Linked DNA regions of Mus musculus: region 2 is linked to region 1. Evidence: chromatin loops called from intact Hi-C (ENCODE). Cell type or tissue: heart. All regions are shown on one strand.

Region 1 (4,000 bases):
TCATGCAGAACAACTAGATTTTTACTTAACCAATCTTTCTTAAAAAGACATTAATGACAAAATTAAAAGGAAAGTTTGCAATGAGAAAGTAGAAAAAAAAATTGGCACATGAACATGTTATCTGTAACACAGTAAAAAGTAAATCTGTCCCCCACTCAGCTGTTGTCTTGACATTGTGTCCCTTCTAAGCGTGGCATTGCATGAGGCTTTCCATCTGTGTGGCCTGGGACTCTAGCCTGAGGGTTGGTGACACCCACCATGGTCGGTCTTCTCAAATCAATTAGCCTGATCTAGAAATCCTCACACATGCCCTGGCATTTGTCTCCAAGGTGACTGTAGATCTGATAAATTTTGAAAATCGGCAAATTAGAAAATACCTTGGAAAAAAGAAAGCAATTACAATAAATGTCTAAAGGAATATCCATAGGAAATCTATACGTCTAAATGCTTATACTTAAGAAGAAGAAACTTCAAACCAATAGCCTAGACTACAAAAAGGAAACTACAAAAACAAAAGGTAATCAAACCCAAGGCAAGTAATAATAACGATGATGATGATGTTTAATGGAGTAGAAAAGAAGCAACAGAAAAACAAGTGAGGATTTTAATAAACCTGAAAGTTGGTTCTCTAGAGGATCAAGAAAATCTTCAGAGTCTCAGTGCCGTGAGGTGAGACTCGTGTTATTAAAACCAGTAGTCAGGTCAGTCCTGCCGTTACAGCGGTAAGGGGTCCTCCGCAAATAGTCAGTTAGATCGTTTACAGGAACGGGAGTTTTCCTACTTAGAGGGCTTGCAGTGCAGAGACAGTTCATCCTCATCCCAGCAGGGATTTCAAGGCAGCAGGAGCCTGAAGCAGCAGGTCACAGGACATCCACACTCAGAAGAAGAGGGTGATGCTCACCGCTCCGTTTCCTTTCTCCACACACAGGCCAGAATCTCAGCCAGATGAGTTTTCTTTATCAATTCATGTAACCAAGAGAATTCCCTCACAAGCTTGCCCAGAGGCCTGTCTCCCAGACGATTCTAGGTCTTGCCAAGTTGAGAATTCTCACAGACACTAAGAAAAATTGAAGAACTTGAAAGTCTTAGTGGTTCTAAGGTCACAAATAAAGGAATCTAGCTAAAAATTCTGAAACTTCCCGCAAGAAAATCTCAAAGTCCAACAGCTTCACTGGGGAATTCTAACAACTGTTTAAGGAAGAGTTTATTCCAACATTTCACAGACTCTTTGAGAAAATAGAGGGACTAATCTCCAACTTCTCTTTCTGTCTAGCAATACCAATACCAAGGCTAGACAAAGACTCTAGTCCATTTTGAGTGGCTATAGCAAAATATTTGTGTCTGGGAAACATAAAGCTACCTAGACTTATTCAGCTTATGATTCTAGACTCAGAAGAGGCTAAACAGCATGCCGGAGAGTTGGGAAATAGATAGAGGGCAGAGTCAGAATGGAAAAAATACACACACACACACACACACACACATATATGCAAGTGTTTTTATTCATAATTCTACCTAATCTTACTTGAAGAAAGTCACAAGGGCCAACAGCCCAGTTGAAAATGAGCAGATGCTTCACAGGACCTCAAGAAAACATCCTCAGAATCCTTTCACATGGAGGAAACCAACCTGTGGTAATAGCAGCACCTGAGCATGAAGTGAACCAGAATCCTAAGGAGCAGTCGCAGCAATCGCCAGGGGGAGACAGACACCAGAACTTTCTGTTGGTAGGGATGCACGTGGCACAGTTACTTTTGAGAGATGGCTTGGCAATGTCTTACAAAGCTAAACATAGCCTGGATATATGATCCCGCAAGCATGCTCCTCTATACTAGAAATTTTATAGCCACACACAATCTTGCCCATGAATGATAAAACGACTTTACTCATAATGGCCAAAGCCTAAAAGTTACCAAGATGAACCACAACAAGCATGTGATAACTTGTACTGTAGAATATTGTTCAGAGATAAAATAAGTAAGCTGAGACTGGACCATGGCTGTGTCACTAAACCGTGTGCTGCAGAAGCATAAAGAATTTGATCACCAGCACCTGTGTAAAACACTGAACGCTGGCTTGCTGACTAGATCAGCAATTGCCAGTTCCCAGTAAAAGAACCTGTCTCAAAAATGAAGTGGAGTCCGTCTGTGCCTGGAGCTGACCCTGTGCCACAGCTCTCCATACACACATCCTGTCAGAAGAGAGCTGGTCTCCCTAGAGTGCTCACACACCTGAGAGCACAGGTGAGATCACCACTTCTGCTAAAATTCCTGGCCCAAGAGGGACCCTCCCAGAGCCATTAGGTCATAGGAACTAAGGAACAGCCAGGGACAGGATCCTTCTGGTTTCTGTCTGCAACCTGGAGCTGACCCTGTGCCACAGCTCTCCATACTCAAATTCCTCCCAGAGACAACTGATCTCCAAGGAGTACTGACATACAGGTTTACAGGAAGGATAAGCCACAGAGTCAGCAGGACCAGCTAACACCAGAGATAACCAGATGGCTAGAAACAAGGGCAAGAACATAAGCAAGAGAAACCAAGGCTAATTGGCATCATCAGAACCCAGCTCACCCAGCACAGCAAGCCCTGGATACCCTAACACAGAGAAAAGCAATACTCTAATTGAAAAATCACATCTCATGATGATGATAGAGGACTTTAAGAAGGACATAAATAACTCCTTTGAAGGAATACAAGAGAATACAGGTAAACAGGTAGAAGCCCTTAAAGAAGAAACATAAAAAATCCCCTAAAGAATTACAGGAAAACACAAACAAACAGGTAAAGGAATTGAACAAAATCATCCAGGATCTAAAATATGGAAATAGAAACAATAAAGAAATCACAAAGGGAGACAACCCTGGAGATAGAAAACCTAGGAAAGAGATCAGGAGTCATAAACCCAAGCATCACCAACAGAATACAAGAGATAGAAGAGAGAATCTGAGATGCAGAAGATACCATAGAAAACATTGACACAACAGTCAAAGAAAATGCAAAATGCAAAAAGCTCCTAACCCAAAACATCCAGGAAATCCAGGACACAATGAGAAGAAGAAACCTAAGGATAATAGGAATAGAAGAGAGTGAAGATTCCCAACTTAAAGGAACAGTCAATATCTTCAACAAAATTATAGAAGAAAACTTCCCTAACCTAAAGAAAGAGATGCCCATAAACATACAAGAAAGAAGGCTACAAAACTTCAAATAGATTCGTCCAGAAAAGAAATTCCCCTCGTCACATAATAACCAAAACACCAAATGCACTAAACAAAAGAAGACTGTTTAAGGGAAAAAGGTCAAGTAACATAAAGGCAGACCTATCAGAATTGCACCAGACTTCTTCTCTTCTATGAAAGCCAGAAGATCCTGGGCAGATGTCATACAGACCCTAAGAGAACACAAATGCCAATTCAGACAAAACTCTCAATTTCCATAGATGGAGAAACCAATATATTCCATAACAAAACCAAATTTGTACAATCTCTCTCCACAAATCCAGCCCTAAAAGGATAATATATAGAAAATGCCAACACAATGAAGGAAACTACACCCTAGGGGGGAAAAAAAACCAAGAAAGTAATCTTTCAACAAACCCAAAAGAAGATAGCCACACAAACATAATTCCACCTCTAACAACAAAAATAACAGGAAGTAACAATCACTTTTCCTTAATATCTCTTAACATCAATGGACTCAATTCCCAAAAAAAAGACATACACTAACAGACTGGATATGTAAACAGGACACAGCATTTTGCTGCATACAAGAAGTGCATCTCAGTGACAAAGACAGACACTGCCTCAGAGTAAAAGGCTGGAAAACAATTTTCCAAGGAACAAGAAACAAGCTGGAGTAGCCATTCTAATATTGAATAAAATCAATATTTTGATAACGTTTCTACCAAGCGTTATCAAAAAAAAAAAGATAAGGAAGAGGACTCATCAGAGGAAAAAAGTACCAAGATGAACTCTCAATTCTGAACATCTATGCTCCAA
Region 2 (4,000 bases), 150 kb after region 1:
CCCTGTTCCTGTCTCCTGGCCATGTCGCAGCTATTTCCTTTTCTCCCTGCTCTGGATGCTTCCAGATGTCTCTTTCTCATATCTACAATAAAAACCATCTCCTCAGACATACCTAGGAGCAGGCACGTCCTCATTCAGTTATAACCATGCTGGGTCTCAGAGAGCATGGTCCACCTGTCCCCAGAACACTTTGGTTTGAGGGAGCACACAGCACACATTGTCTCTGTAGGGGCTTTGGGTTCTCAAGTGTGTTGAGTTTCTTGGCTCTCAGCAGGAAAAGCATGCCAGGACCTAGGGAAAGGGGCTGCTTCTACACACACACACACACACACACACACACACACACACACACACGCACACGCACACGCACACGCACACGCACACAGAGAGAGAGAGAGAGAGAGAGAGAGAGAGAGAGAGAGAAAGCCCAGCTTCTCAAACCGTGGTCATGACTCTGTATGGGACGGAGCAAATGTTACATCAGAACTAAAGACTCAGTGCATCTCCAGCATTTTGGGCATCGATCAACTGTGGTGCAGAGTGTGGCTTCCCTGCAGACTTGGTTCTGAACACACATGTGTGCTGTGCACCGTGTATGACCTGGTGTCTGAGCGGTAGATGCTGCCTGACCCCTGAGCTCAGATCTGAGATAGGTGCAATACAAACCACAGTGTTTTCACAGCACACACACGGGCTTCTGTTCTTACCCAAACATGGAGGCTTAATCATGGGAAACAAACACTTTTGATATTTTCCCACTGACACCCCTCAGCATGTATCCCACAAATGTATCTCTGGGTTGTATTATGTAAGCATATTTGATTTTCAGATTTGCTGTTTGAGCTGCTGTCTTGAATTTCATTTTAAAAAAAAATCATTAAGTGAATTGTGGCTCTGAGACTAAGACAGAATTCCCCACAATTTCTGAAATGGCTCTAGACATATTTCTGCTATTTTGAATTTACATTGCCTCTGAAAAATACTGGAGATATTCCATGTTCTACAGTGTGAAATATATAGCCAATGTCATATTCCTTATGTAAATATAACAAACCTCTATACAAACTTGCTTTCATCCTTAATAAATGCTATAATTATATGTATGTCTAAGAATCGCTTTTAAAATTTCTTTGTGAGTTATTACTTGTAAATGTAATTGTTTGCTTTTTTTTTTTTTTTTTTTTTTGTCTCTATATTGCTAGGGTCTCATACAGGGGTGGCGAACAGAAAAAGTTTAAGCCCTGCCCTAAAGACTAGCCCCCCCTCCCAAATACTCCCATCCCCCTCTCTGGAGCAGATGGCCTGGTAAGTTCTGGCAGGCACCTGGGGTTACTCTGTGCTCTCCCTGTACCCACAGCCAGTGCAGGTCTCAGTGTCTCAGCACCCTGTACCCACAGCCAGTGCAGGTCGCAGTGTCTCAGCACCCAGACCAGGCAATGAGTATTCCAAAGCCCGGAATGGATGCGATCTACGTCCCTCATCCGGGCCCCCACTGCCTGGAGGACTGTGTGAAAGAACTTCCCAGCCACCAGACTACTGTGGACCATGTACCTCAGCCAAGTAAACGGAGACAAAGGGATAGTTGGTGGGAGATGGGATGAAGCCTGAAACCCGGGACCATCTATAGGTGTAGCTCTGTTACAGCGCCACCATGTGGTGAGCTTCAGAGTAAGGATGGTGTGAGAGGGGTCGGGGTGGGGTGCGGGTGGGGCCTGAAAGCCTGGCCTCTAGGCTGAGGGACCTACCTCTGGGAAGCCCTTTTCAGATCTTCCTTAACCCAGGTTTCATGCAGCGGCCCCAGAGGGACTTGAACCCCTGCCCAGCTGGCGGACCTCACTCCAACACTCTCTTAGGACGCAAGGTTGGCGGGAAATTTCTGTCTCATAACTCGTACTCTGGCAGGAAAGTCCTAAATCCTCAGAGTAAGAGACTAGAGGCCTAGATGGGGTCCTGTTCTCTGGGTGAAGGCGCCTAGCGTTCAGTGCAGCAATGGATGGGGAGAGAGAAAAGTGGGTCAGCTTCTTGGTGGGGGAGGGTGAGCCCAGAGGATGCGCCAACTAGGGTCATCCCAAGTGTCGTTTCAGCAAGGAAATTCGGGAAGAACCGCTATGCCGCAGAGGCCAGTCTGCACAGGGTTGGCATGAGGCCCTGGCTACTGGCTTTGACTTGAGAAAGAAAGCACAGACCAACATACACCTGGCACTGCACCCAGTCAGCCAGCCCTGGGTAAGCTGGGTATTTGGCAGCACTCCTCCTGGGAGCCCAAGTGAGAGGGAAGTGAGCCGCAATTTAGCGAGGTTGAGTGGGACCGGAAACAAGATGTGGCAAGCTCTGGCAGGTCCCAGGGTGGGCCTAGAGCGCCACCTGGTTTTGGACTACCGATCATCAGGCAAACACCGTTTTCCTGACCCATGCACCATCTTTGACACTGGTCAGTTATCTGGCTGGAGGCCAGAGCTTTAGTGAGAGTGGTAGCCTCTTCCCCAAGCCCAGAGGGTAAGGCATGTCTTTGCCTTTCTCAGCCAAGTTGGGGGGCGGGGAGCAGGAAGGATGAAAAGATGAAGGAATCCTTTGTGCTTTGACAGTGTCCAGGCAGGAAAGAACAGCCTTTCTAAGGATGTAAAAGCCATCCATGGGGTTGCCCATGGCCCAGCAGGGAGAGGCTTTCTCTGCTGGGCAGTTTAAGGACAGCCTGCTTCCCGAGGCAGCAATGCAGTGCACACTGCCCTCTGGGCAGTGACCTGGGCTTTGTATAGGCACACAGATCCCCAGGGATGGAGAACAGTGAGGGACTCTTGAGCATAGCCTGAGGTCAATGTGGCAGAGACGGGACCTCTGAGCTCAGGAGTTCCTAGGTAAACTCTGGGTGGGAGGGATCCCTGAGATGGAACAGTGATGCACAGTCCTCCTCAGGGAGGTGCAAGCTGGTGTTAGGCTTAACTTGATGTGGGAAACAATGGCTGGCTGTGTGTTCCCAGTTCAGCGTTAGACAGCTGTTCCTCCTGCAAGAGACCCTCTTGACTGACAGGAAAGGGCAGTAAGTCCATGGGCTATAGCTCCACGGTAGAATGCTCATTTAGCACCTGTCAGACCCATGGCAGAAGAGCCCCAAGACAGGAGGTGTCACTCCATGCCAAGCCCCACCCAGCTCTGACAAGAAGATCCTAAACCCAGCGTGGTGGTGGCACACACCTTTAATCCCAGCACTGGGGAGGCAGAGGCAGGTGGATCTCTGTGAGTTCTGGGCCAATCTAGTCTAAGTTGCAGGACAGCCAGAGCTACATAGTGAGAGTCTATCTCAAAACAACCACCAAAAACGTAGGAAAAGGAGGAGGAGAGGGAGAGGAGGGAGAGGTGGTCCTGAGCATGTCAAAATCTACACGACATCGGTTTTTTATTTTCTCATTTCAACTTCACCACAGCCTTGAGGAAGCAGGTTGGCCTAGATCTCTACCATTGTCCTCTGTCAATGTGGGGAAGCCTGGTCCCAGGCCCTGGGGAAATCACTGTTTCTAAGGTGGCTCCTGCTTAGGCTGCCCAAGACAGTCTTGCCACTTCACTGCTGCCTGCACAGAATCCCCAGACATGAGACAAACACCTCAGCACGCAGGGCCTCAAATTTGGTGTCTGCTCACCCAGAGCTGTAGAGCCGCAGCCGCTCCCATCAGTCACCAGCCTAGGAGAGGGCCCAGAATCTGCACTTTAACACAGTTACACTCAAGGAAGCCCATCCACACTGGCTTCAGAAAGGCCCCGAGCACACAGGAACACCCGCTGCTCCCTCAACGTCTTTTCTTGGTGTTCACCTCTTCTGGAAGTCCTCACCAGAGCTGCTTCTTGGCCTTTTCTCAACAGATGAACAAATTGCTTTTGGGAATAGGTGTATGTCACACAATATTTGCGATAAAATCATTTTTACTCTAAGGTTACTGTCAACCTGAAATTTAAATGTAACTGAGCATCTGGGTAGTGTCTCTGTTGTTGTTGGTGGTGGTGGTGG

The links. A loop is a pair of places that touch in the nucleus more often than their neighbours do. Peaks named below come from ENCODE experiments on the same cell type or tissue, not always from the same donor. Only the 100,000 strongest peaks of a DNase experiment are listed, where the experiment ranks them.
Region 2: it touches region 1 in a loop (12-fold over the local background); 37 of 42 quality-filtered maps call a loop at or near these places.

Annotation. Positions count from the first base shown.
Region 1 is chr1:181,727,192-181,731,191 of GRCm38, forward strand. All of the region lies in intron 55 of Dnah14 (dynein, axonemal, heavy chain 14), which reads left to right. Among named protein-coding and RNA genes, the nearest start is that of Gm33612, 100 kb to the left of the region's middle. In heart, a CTCF peak has its summit at 1,695; no DNase peak of the experiment used is centred here.
Region 2 is chr1:181,879,434-181,883,433 of GRCm38, forward strand. It overlaps Gm33669 (a long non-coding RNA gene), which reads left to right. Exons shown (of 4, transcript XR_865801.2): 2 at 1,203-1,547; 3 at 1,793-1,861. Among named protein-coding and RNA genes, the nearest start is that of Gm33669, 3.0 kb to the left of the region's middle. In heart, CTCF peaks have their summits at 1,661 (motif pointing left) and 2,367; a DNase peak (open chromatin) is centred at 2,248; H3K4me3 peaks cover 368 bases; H3K27ac peaks cover 657 bases.